Regions from separate parts of the Mus musculus genome. Here region 1 is linked to region 2. The links are chromatin loops, found by intact Hi-C in ENCODE. Cell type or tissue: heart. All regions are shown on one strand. Links, peaks and the distances in the headings refer to the core of each region. The heading gives the core; the rest is flanking DNA.

What was found. A loop is a pair of places that touch in the nucleus more often than their neighbours do. Peaks named below come from ENCODE experiments on the same cell type or tissue, not always from the same donor. Only the 100,000 strongest peaks of a DNase experiment are listed, where the experiment ranks them.
Region 1: a loop joins it to region 2, with 2.3 times the contacts of the local background. A loop is called at or near these places in 2 of 42 quality-filtered maps.

What each region holds. Positions count from the first base shown.
Region 1 is chr13:41,133,635-41,136,559 of GRCm38, forward strand. It overlaps Sycp2l (synaptonemal complex protein 2-like), which reads left to right. Exons shown (of 29, transcript NM_001324525.1): 8 at 320-354; 9 at 1,438-1,580. Among named protein-coding and RNA genes, the nearest start is that of Sycp2l, 21 kb to the left of the region's middle. In heart, for the core only: a CTCF peak has its summit at 1,450 (motif pointing right); no DNase peak of the experiment used is centred there.
Region 2 is chr13:40,783,208-40,786,132 of GRCm38, forward strand. No RefSeq gene overlaps it. Among named protein-coding and RNA genes, the nearest start is that of Tfap2a, 51 kb to the left of the region's middle. In heart, for the core only: a CTCF peak has its summit at 1,356 (motif pointing right); no DNase peak of the experiment used is centred there.

The DNA of each region.
Region 1 (2,925 bases), core at 277-2,776, 350 kb after region 2:
GAGCACAGGCTGTTCTTTTAGAGGACTTGGGTTCAATTTCTGGTACCCACATGGTGGTTCAGAGTGTTTGTAACTTTAGTTCGAGGTATCGACACCCTGACATAGACATACATACAGGAAAAACAACAGTGCATATAAAATTATTTTTAAAAAACATTTAAAATGCTTATCGGTCATTAATGTGCAAACTTAAAGAAAATTTCCGTTAAAAGGCATTACACATTGTGGAGATTCTGATACTGATTTCTAAAATATATTTGATGAGGGTTTACCTCTGGCTGCTCATCTCAGTAAAACGTAATTTATGTCAATATTTCAGGAAAGAATTGGCAAGGACGATCTTGACTGTGGGCGGTAAGTATTTAGAATTTTAAATGCATAGAATATTGGGCAGTAGGAGATGTGTGATGATGCTGGAAGTGTGAGGAATAAGTTATGTCCTGTTTGATGTTAGGAAATTACATTTTTTTTAACTGCCAAGAGATTCTGGCCTGCTGAAAATCCTAATAGCCAACAGACACATATTGGCCAGCTTTGTCACATTTTAATATATTGGCACATGTGCTTCATCTAAAATTCTTTTAAGTATAAAAGACGTCAGATTCATGAATAAAGCCCTCTATGTCTATATCCCTACTTCCTGCCTTTGACTCAGAGACCTTTTTATTCCCGAACATAATCTTTATACTTTTAATCCTCATATTAACTCCATGATTTATTTTTATAGATTTTAAAAACAGTAGTCTGTGACTACAACCTCGTCAGTCCATCTGATTACACCCTGTTTTTGCCTTTACAGTTATTTGAGGTTTGGGCTGTGGCTGTAGAGTGCTTGCTTAACATGCACAAATCCCTGGGTTTGAGCCCTAACGCCCCTAAACCTGGTGTGGGGATGTGAGTCCATTCTCCCGGCACTTGGAAGATGGAGGGAGGAGAATCAGGAGTTCATGGTTATTCTTGGCTGTAGAGTGAATTTGAGTCTATCCTGAGCTACAATAAGACACTGCTTTTTATATATCATAACTTTAATGAGATTTTATTTTTTTGTTGTCAAAATATTTTTAAGGCTATTTGATTTGAATTTTTACTGTGCCTTACATATAAAATCTAAAAATATATGTTAGATCTATATTATACATATATTTTTTTCACAGTACTAACTAAGGATTGATCTCAGCACCTTGTATGTAGTAGGCAAACATTCTACTAACAAAACAATATTCACAACCCTTGGAAGTAGTATCTTAAAGATGCTATCTATGAAACCTATTCAGATTTCCCCCCTGGCAATCCTCAAGTAGACTTTGGATGGCCATAATGGCTCTGAATGTGTCTTGTTGCATTAGCTCTAGACCAAATTCTGACTTTAAACATACCTTGTTTTCTGTTGCTCTGCACCCAGAATTCACCCAGGTCTTCTGTGTTTTGAATCTCTAGACTATAGCCAGCAGGTGGCGCTCTCTGAGGCACTGTGTCGAATGTCTGTGGGAAGGCAGAGGAATGACCTTGCCATGCAGTGGTTTGAGAATACCGCCCTGGCTGAAGCTTTCAAAAAAATTAAGAATCGGGAATTTGAGACGGTGAGAATTCTGGTCATCGGTTCAGTCAGCATTTACTGAGGATCCTTTCAGACTCTCCTGGGTTTTTGGCACAGGAGATTTAATTTTCTTAAAGATGAAAAGATTTTTTTAAGTTCGTTCGTTCTCTCTCTCTCTCTCTCTCTCTCTCTCTCTCTCTCTCTCTCTCTCTCTCTCTCTGTGTGTGTGTGTGTGTGTGTGTGTGTGTAAGAATATGTGTGTGAGTGCGGGTTTGTTGGGTATTCTGCATTCCCGGGATGTGGAGTTGGCAGTTGTGAGCTGCCAGACACAGGTGCGGGGAACCACACTAGGGCTATCTGTAAAAGCAGTTTATGTCCCTAACTGCTGAGCCATCTCTCTGGCCCCTCGCTGTTTAAAATACCAGATTGCAATCCTTAACGTTTGTTTTACCCTCATCAGTGACAGCACATAAGCAAAATACTTGTGTGACACGTGAGGAGATACAGCCAGGGCTCTTCAGAGCGAATCAATCCAGGAGGCAAACTGTGTATTTGATGGGTTCAGGCAAGGAAAACATTGAGGAGCAGGCAGAGATTTTGAACGGCCCCCGAAGAGTAGGGATGCAATTGAAGAATAAAGAGAATTACAGCCATGAAGGGGGACTTTGTGGCCATGGTAGACGGCTGGCATTGGTAATTGCACTCGAGTGGTGAGACTGTAGAGTGACCTTGCTGTGTGCCATCCAGCTGCCACCGTGTGAAGTTGCAGAGATTTTCAGTGGTTGGTAGGTAGGTTGTTTTTTTACAATAAGCTCTCTATGATTGTTCTCAAAGGGCACAAGACTAGCTCTTGGCTTTGTTGTGTATCTGCCTCCCTCCTGCAATTGCTAATGCATTTCCTTTATTTTTTTCCAAAGACTCTGAAGTCAGCATTAGAGTCTCAGGAAAAGGTGAAATTCATATTGCTGTGCTCATTTTAATGAAGCCTTCTAATCAACACCGTTGTGTAATCAGGATTATCACATGATTTACATTGTACTAAATATGAACCTTTATATTGTGAGTCTTAGACTCTAGGACTATCATATGTTCTAAGATGAAAAGTCATGATTCCAGGGACTTTTTGGACTTGAGTTTTACCTCAACTTAGAATCCAACTTAGGTGATGGTTGCATAAACTTAGATAAAGTCATGAACTGGTGAAGTCTTATGATCTCATCTGCAAAGTGTGAATAAATCCTACCTTAAAATGAGTAGTTTCTTGGGTAGGGTAACCATTGCTGTTACAAAACACCATGAACAAAAGCGTCTTGGGCAAGAAAGGGAGGGTTTGTTTGGCTTTTATGTTCTAAATTATAACCCATTGATGGAAGCCAAGGCAGGAATCC
Region 2 (2,925 bases), core at 161-2,660:
AGAAGTTTTTCAGTATGTTTCCCTCTATGAAGTCACAACAAATGATAACTAACAAAGAATGATAAGGCATACCAATAGCACCCAGCATCATCAGCTCAAGACCAGCATCAGCAAAGCCCAACGATGACCAACAAAGAATGGCAAGGTGTACCAATGCCACCCAGCATCGTCCACTGTCTGTTGGGCTATGTTTATATCCTTTCCAAACATCACGTGTTCTCTCAAGCATCCACTCTAGGAAAATATCACGTGCCGTTTTTCCAGGCTGCCCCCAGAAAAACACCATGTGTCTGTTCTTAGTAAAACATCTTCCCATGTGTGTGCTTCAGCAAAAACACCCTCTCGTAAGACAGTCTTCAGAATAGCATCACCTGACACAACTGAGTCTCTAAAGAAACCAGAAATTGCCACTTCACACACCCACACACACACTCACATGCTTTCCAAACATACATGCACAAGTAAATATATAAAGAAATGAACTCACAGAGCCATAATTGAAATCAAATGGAATACTAGCTGCCAGGAGCTGTGAGGGCAGGAAGGAGAGGTCAATGGGGACAAATTTTCGGCTCTGTCACATGAAGAGGTCTGTAGCAGTTACACAACCGTGTGAATGAACTTAACCATCACAGACCTGTACACCTAACACTAATTATGATGAAGACATTTCTGTTGTGTGTATTTTGCCATCACTTTCCCCACACGGATCTCTTTCACACTCCAAGTGTGCACAGCATTGTCCAGGCAATGTTAACTTTCCTGAGTCTGTCCTTAATGCATTCTGAAATGATTTTTGTCTTTGGGATTTTTCTTTCTGCTGTAGGATCCCACTGTGAGGTCTGTCTCCAGATCCAGCTCTCTGGCCCCTCCCTACCTTCCTAATGCTGTGATGAAAAGTCACCACACCCAGCTAGTCCGAGATATCTGACTGGTGGGGATATCTCTCAGATCACCTCTCACACTGTCCACCACCACAGCAGTACCCATGCTAGGTCACCAACGAGCCTTCCAGTAGCAGCGTCTGGGTTGCTCACATGGAATCCGGTGCTTTGCGTGCAGATGGAATGACTCACTGTGAAGGAGTTGAGCTTGGGCTCTAGCTGTAGGGCTTGCTGATTCTGACATATGCAAAGTCCACATTGTATCGGGGCATGAGATGGACCCCTATAGGTCTCCAGTGGGGGCCCACCCACAGTAACAAGGCATTGTCCTGGAGTGTGACTAGGCCTTCCTTCAGAAACAAGCAGCCAGGGTCTTCCTCTGATGTTTCTAAAGTATAGTTCTTAATGGGGTTCTGAAATGACTGCCCAACTGGTCAAACCCAAGTACTCAAATCCTTGTAATTCATAATTTAAGCAGCAGATGGCACCATATCACTGCTCTTTCTGCCTTTCTCGCTCCCTCCCTCCCCTTCCTCTTCTTCCTCCTCCCCTCTCCTCTTTCCCTCTCCCCACTTTCTCTTGCTCCCCTTCTCCCCTTTACCCCTTTACCCACTCCCTTTTTTTCCCATGAACCCACCTCCCCCCGCCCCACCCACACGTTATAAAGATCACTACCTATGCAATCCTGTGACATTAGGAGGAAATCTTTCACAAATGACATCTACTAAGGAAAAAAAAAAAAGAGCTGTTTTTGCAAAACAAAAGCATTAAGCAGTAATTGTCAAAACCAAACCTGTGCTTTTCCATTTAGACTGAGTAAGTTACCCAGTTGTGGGGAAAATATCTGAAGAGTTTGACAATGTCCTAACAGGCAGAAGGCTCTTCAGTTCAAGGCCAGACCCAGTCTTGAATCCTAGACATGTTATTGTCATATACAATATTTATGCTCAAAAACCCTACAATTGAGTTACAAGGTATGTGTCCTGGAGTGGGGGGGGGGGTCTCATAATGTTTAAGTGAGTTTATAATTTTGTGTTGGGTGACATTCCTGGGGTCTGTCTATCTTCAACAAATATTTGATGATAGTTTTACCTTTGCAAGTGAATGTATGAAAACACTTGCCAATTGTCCCTTCACAGGGAAAGAGGAGAGCCCTAAATAAAATAGAGTCCTGCCAAGATTCTTCGGTGGCCAGTTAACTAGCACCTTTGAGCGTACTTATTAAACAGTGAGGAAGAGATGCCTGGGTCCTTGTCCCCAAGGCTCCTGCATACATTTGTAGGATACATTTTTCGAACCAGGAATCCCAAAAGCACAGATATCCTCTCTCTCTCTCTCTCTCTCTCTCTCTCTCTGTCTGTCTCTCCCGCTCTCTCCCTCTCTCTTTCTCCCTCCTTCCCACCCTCTCCCTCTTACTTATTTTGATTTTATGCACATGAGTTTTACCTACATGTCTGTGTACCATCTGTATGCAGTTGCCATCAGAGACCAGGAAAGAGAACCATGGCTCTCAACATCCCTAATGCTTTAATACAGTTCCTCATGTTGTGGTATTCCCCAACCATAAAATTATTTTTATTGCAACGTCATAACTGTAATTTTGCCACTGTTAATGGGTAGTATAAATATCTGAAATTCAGATGGTCTTAGGAAACCCCGTGAAAGGGTCATTTGACACCCCCACCATGCCCCCACTGAACCAAGGGGTTGAGACCCACAAGTTGAGAGCTCCTTCCCTTGAACTATAGTTTCAGATGGTGGTAAGCTGCCATGTGGGTGGAAGGAATTGAATCCCCGCCCTCTGGAAGAGCAACCAGCTGAGCCATCTCTCCACCCCAGTGTAGACAACCCTTCAAGTGGATTGACCAGACAAGTACAGAAAGTATGAAGTATAAGGATAGACACTGCCACACTGCTCCAGTGCCCTCTCCAAAGCTGTTCACAGCACATGAGCACCGTGCCTCTCTAATGTCAGGCAGAGTAAGTACAACACTTTATAATCTTAACTTTACTTCCGAAATAGTCACCTTGATGTCATTTT